Linked DNA regions of Homo sapiens: region 2 is linked to region 1. The links are chromatin loops, found by intact Hi-C in ENCODE. Cell type or tissue: ascending aorta. All regions are shown on one strand. Links, peaks and the distances in the headings refer to the core of each region. The heading gives the core; the rest is flanking DNA.

Region 1 (2,808 bases), core at 8-2,507:
TGGGCTTGTCTCACTTGATGCTCACTGCAGCACTGTCAGGAGGCAGCAGGCACCACTCCCAGCCTGCAGGTGTGGGAAACGGCCAGAGAGAGGAAACCCGCCCAATATCACCCAGCTAAGTCAGAGACAGAGCTGGTATCCAACACCTGCCTGCCAGGTGGTCCTTGAGCCTGCACTCATACCCATCCACAGGCAGCACACTTCCTTTATTTGTAGGTTGAAACCGCGTCCTCTCCCTGAAGGCCCTGTGGCAGTCAAAGCAGAAATGGCGTCTTGCCCTAGGGAGCCACAGGGGGTGAAGGTCTGTGCTGGCTTCCTCCTCCCTGCCGTGCATCCTAGATCTGTCCTCACTTGTTTACTTGAATGTCAGGATGGGAAGGGACCTAGACCATCTCCTCCAGCCCAGCCTACTTGCATTAAGGAGGAGAGAAGAGGAAAAGGGGGTAGGGGGTAGGAGGCAGGGACAGGAAAGGAAACTGAGCCCTTCCTCTGTACCAGGCATTTTGCTTGTGTTTATGAGATTGGGTGGTGATTTCCATTTTGTAGACCCGGAAACTGAGGCCCAGGCAGATGAAATGGCCGACAGGCCCAAGGTCACAAAGCTATTGAATGCTGGAGTCAGAAGCCAAGCTCTGTTGTTTCCATGGCCTCAGGTTGTCTTCCTAACCAGCTGCCTTGCCCGTTTAAAAATCTGTACCTTCCCAGAGAGGACCAAATGAGAGTGGGCAGTCCTCACGTCAGGACCACATTTCTTGTCCAGACGGATGGGGCTAGAAAGTGAGTGCAGTGACTCCCAAAGATCAGGGTCCTGTTTGGGGGAACCAGGTAGTGTCTAGAGTTAGCTGGGCTTCTTCCAAATAGGCAGACAGTGGCTATGGGGCCACGCCCGATGCTGAGGAGCAAGTCACCAGGAAGGCTTGGCCTGCTGAGTCATGCTCAGCTGCAGGGGAGGTGACAGGACTTTTCCAAGTTTGCTGGGCATGGAGACCGTGGGCCCATGCTTGGACCAGCCCCAAGCCCTGCATTTGCTAAGTGCTCTTGACAGCTCTTGCCAAAGTGTGTGCTTCAGAACTGGCTCCCTTTGGGAATCCTTACAGATGGAAAGTCTGTAAGACAGGCTGGGAGGAAACAGAGGGAGGTTGAGCTCTCCACTTGGTTGCACATTGGGGTTTCCAGAACGCCCCCAGATTCTGATTTAATTGGTCTGGGATGCTGTTTGGGCATTCAATTAAAAGCTTCCCAACCAATTCGAATGTGCAGCCAAGGTTGACAGCTACTGGATTTAATGATGTCTTGACTGTGATCTCATAGTGAGTTAATGACAGAACTAGGACTCTAAGGCCAGGACAGAGGAGGTGTTTTCCAGAAACAGAACAGGGTTGGGGTGAGCAGGGGGCCTTCAAAGCAAAATGCCCAGAAGACAGAAAGCCTGGCATTCAGTAAAGCGTGAGTAGTTTAGTGTGTCACTAGAGTGAACAGGAGGAGGGGAAAGGTTGGGGAGGTCAACAAGGTAAGGTAGGCAAGAGCCAGACCACAAAGGGCCTTGTGAGTATGGCACGGCACAGTCAGAAGGGGCGGATGGGCACCAGCACGGGGGCCCAGCTAGGGAGCATGGACTTCAGGATGAGGACAATAGGGACCCACTGCCCAGGGCAGACGTGATCAGACTTGCATTGTAGGGAAATGACTCAGGCGTCTGGTATGGAGGGGCGGACTTAAGAATGTGAGACTAGAGACGGGAAACCATCAAGAAAGTTGCCGTTGGACTAGTGACATAAAAGCAAACCCTCAGAGGAAGAATGGACAGGATTTGGTCATCAATTCCGTGCGAGGGCAACAGAGAAGGGTTTAAAAATGGTTTCTAGGTTTCTGGCATGGGTGATGTGTGGTTTGAAGAAGGAGCAGGTGTGCCAGGAGCTGAGAGGTGGCCGTGGGATGTGCAGGAATGGAGGCGTGGGGTGACACAGCTGGAGATGTGCAGGAGGCACCTGTATGTATGGGTCTGTTTCTTAGACCCAGGCTGGAGAAAAGTTGAGAATTAGTCACTGGTATCCACACAGTGGAGAAAGATCTTCTAGGGAGACTGTGGAATAAAAAGAGAAATGAAGATTAAGGCCGGGCATGTGGCTCACGCTGTAATCCCAGCACTTTGGGAGGCTGAGGTGGGTGGATCACTTGAGCCCAGGAGTTCAAGACCAGCCTGAGCAACACATCAAGACCTCATCTCAATTTTATAATTAAATAAATAAAAATTAAAAGTAAAAGATCAAGGCCCCAGAGAACAACCCATTGCTAGAAAAAGACCCTAAGTAGAAGAACAAGAGCTGGTATCTCTAAAACCAGGAGAGGATACCCTCCCAAGACAGAGGGATAATGTAAGCCATCGAAGGGCCAGGGTATTTGTCTGGTTTGTCCACGGCCGTGTCCTTAGTGCCTAGAACGGTGCCTGTCATAGTAATAGACACTGGTGGATAGTGAGTGGAGGAAGGCCATCGGGTACCCCAGGGGTTGAACTGGGCAAGCCTCTCCACATTGCTGAATGCAGAAGAGGCGATGGTGGCCTTGTGGCCACTCGGGCTGACTGGGTGGCACAGCGTGGATAGAAGCCTCACTACGATTGGGTGAAGAGTGAGAGGCAGATGAGAAAGGGTGGAGACGGCTCTTCCAAAAGAGTTGGTGGGAGAGGGAGAAAAGAGGAGGTTTGGAATGATGGTATGGCTAGGAATTTATTTATTTATTTTAATGAAGGTTATTTTTAAACATGTTGGAAGGAATCAGCAGGAGAGGGTGAAGATAAGGAAGTGAGGG
Region 2 (2,808 bases), core at 110-2,609, 1.4 Mb before region 1:
GTTGATACCCTGTGGCCTTACATCTTTGTAAAGTGCCTCTCAAATTTTTTAAAATTACTTTTCACCAGCACTCTGGGAAGTGGGTCAGGTGGTCAGCATTCTTGTCCTTGATACCATATGAAGAAACTGAGGCCTAGAAAGGTTAAATGAGTTGCCTGAGGTCCTGCTGCGAGGTACTGTCAAAGCTAGGGCAGATTTGCCATCCAGATGAAAGTGTGTTAGTTTATTGCTGTGATTTCACTTTCCTTGAGTGAGAGGTGCATAGTCATTGCAGAACTGCAGTCTGATGCATGCCGTGTCCAGATCTACTAGGTTTGATTTGGGTCCCACATTATCCATTTGGTTCTGTTGGGTTTTAATTAATGATTGCTAGAACCAGAACTGTTGGGAAGCAGACTCCCTTTTGGATCATTGTTTTTAGGCTTTCCTCTTTGGGGACATTCCTTGAGGAGCCTTGGGTTACCAGGGATTGCTTTGATGTGTTCAAAATTGTGCCTTGTGCCCCACAGCTACAGGTAAAATCAAAAGGCGGATAATTTATGGGAGTGTCAGAGCTGGCCGCTGGCACCTCAGGAGGCCATTAGTATGCCTGTTCAGACCCTCTGTGTCCTTGCAATTGATTCCTCTTTGCATGAGCCTGATTTGGGAAGCTGTAGATCTGTGGGTAGTGATTGGATGTGACAGTCCAAACACTGGTCCCTAAATTAATCCTTTTAATGGTATTCCGGCACCAAGGCAATTCTCTCTCTCCCTGTCTGTCTCTCTGTGTCTCTCACTCTTTCTTTCACTCTTTTTCGCTCTTTTTAACTAGGGAGGACAGAATGGGGTGGGCTAGGAGGAAGGATAAAGAAAGGAAGAGAAGAAGCTTTGTTTGCTGCTTAGGCCCTGCTCTGTTCTAATTAGCATGTTCTAATTCCAGAGCAGTTGGCATCATGACTGTGGGCATATTAATTCATTTAGCAAACATTTACTCTTGCTTACTTTGTGCCTGGTCCTGTGCTGGGTGCTGGGAATACAGAGGAATAAAATGTGGTCCTTACCCTTAGGGATCTAGCTCAGTGTTTCTCAGGCTTTAAAAACTCTGAGACTTAGCACAGTTTAGATTAAAACACACACACACACACACACACACACAACAAAACAATCTCATGCTCTTCTTTAATGCTATTTGAAATTTTGAAATGCATTAGTCTAACAAGCAAGTCAAAGAATTATGTCAAATATGCTTTTTTTTTTTTTAACACATGCACACATTCACCTATACTGCTGTCTTCTATCCTTCTTCCTTAACTCTTTGAAAATTACTGGTAGTAGAAGAAACATACCTAATATCTTACAACATAGTGAGATAAAAGTTATGAAGTAGGAATAAACTGTGCCACTGGATCATACTTAAACAATTAGCTTTATGATGGAGTGTCAGAGAAAGCCACCAAAAGGGGGGAGATTTGAGCTGGATTTTAAGGAAGGAGTCATAATTTGTCTGGCAAAAAATGGAAGTGCATTCCAAAATAGGGAGCAGCGTTTGCCAAAGCACAAATTTGTAAAAGGAAACGTCACATTTGGGTACTTGAGTAAGAATTGGTTATAACCCTGCCTCCTGCCAGTTTCCACTCTGTAAGATGGAAAGATTTGCTCCTGTGGAATTTTGTTTGAGAAGAGACTTCGAGTTCCTTGTGCTGCCGTTCTTTTAATTCTGCTCTTGTGCTCAGGCCTGTAATTTTTCTTTTTAAATATAAAAAAATATGAAAACTAGTTAGGATGATTTGGATAGACTTAATTATTGCTTAAGGTTGAGTTACTTTTAGTTAAAGTTACACTTTGCCTCAAAAGAAAAACTGCAGTTGATATGCATTGTTGGTCCTCTGTCGGATGGAGGGAATCAGTCATGTGGGGAAATGTGGGCCATCACACGTGGTAGAGAACAGGGCCCCAAAGAGCTGAGCACCTCCGAGCCCTTAGTTTCCTCATGTGTGATATGCGAATATTCTTACCCATTCTGCTTGATACTTGGGAGGATTAAATAAAATATGTAAATCATCGATACAATGCCTGGCTTGGAGTAGATTTTCAGAAAAGGGTGTTTGCTTTTTCTCTTTCTCATGTAGTAACAGCTCCCTTTTATTGAGCGCTTGCTATTGTGCAAAGCACTTTTTGTACATCGCACGGTTGAATTGAATCCCAAAGACATAGGTATTATTATTATTATAGCTATTATTACAAATAATTTGTAGTAGAGTCAGGATTTGAACCTAGGTTTGTCTATTACCAGTGTTTTAACACTAGATTATATAACTCCTTGCTTTTACAGCAGTTCCCCATCTTGGGACCAGGAGTATAGGAAGTATTTAACAGTTCTGGGTACCTCTCTTCTGGGATCAGATGCTGTCTACAAATGTGAGAGGTGCTTAAAGGGATGATGCTACCATACCCTGCCCTCCATCCATCTCTAGTCTATTTATGGTGTGTTAGGAAGCAAGGCTTTGCCCCTTCTCGTGTGTGATGAGGTTGCAACTGACTTGCAGGACTTTGCAAAAAGATGTCTTCAAGCTTTGGCCGCTGAAAGGAGTTTGCCCAAGCTACTGGGCATGGCTGCTGGGTTAGCAAACAGCAGGCAAATCACAAACAATTGCCTCTTTTTATGTGTTTCTTGGAGCTGCTGAAACAGACCAGTTGAAGGGGAGAGCAAGCCTGCTGTGACCTATGATGTTGCCCTCAGAATTTGGTGTTCCTGAAGATCTTTAGTGATTTTAGCTCTGCTGGTAGTTTGGGATTATTAGCAGCTGCTTCTGAGTTGGGGGAGCTCTC

Evidence for each region. Peaks named below come from ENCODE experiments on the same cell type or tissue, not always from the same donor. Only the 100,000 strongest peaks of a DNase experiment are listed, where the experiment ranks them.
Region 2: it touches region 1 in a loop (10-fold over the local background); 2 of 110 quality-filtered maps call a loop at or near these places.

Annotation. Positions count from the first base shown.
Region 1 is chr1:42,940,051-42,942,858 of GRCh38, reverse strand. All of the region lies in intron 2 of SLC2A1 (solute carrier family 2 member 1), which reads left to right. Among named protein-coding and RNA genes, the nearest start is that of SLC2A1, 17 kb to the left of the region's middle. RefSeq lists enhancers at 1-18, 1,603-1,752, 1,833-1,932, 1,544-2,052. In ascending aorta, for the core only: no CTCF peak of the experiment used is centred there; DNase peaks (open chromatin) are centred at 968 and 1,698; H3K4me3 peaks cover 1,118 bases; H3K27ac peaks cover 2,500 bases.
Region 2 is chr1:44,346,207-44,349,014 of GRCh38, reverse strand. All of the region lies in intron 2 of ERI3 (ERI1 exoribonuclease family member 3), which reads left to right. Among named protein-coding and RNA genes, the nearest start is that of ERI3, 7.6 kb to the left of the region's middle. In ascending aorta, for the core only: no CTCF peak of the experiment used is centred there; a DNase peak (open chromatin) is centred at 1,544; H3K27ac peaks cover 2,500 bases.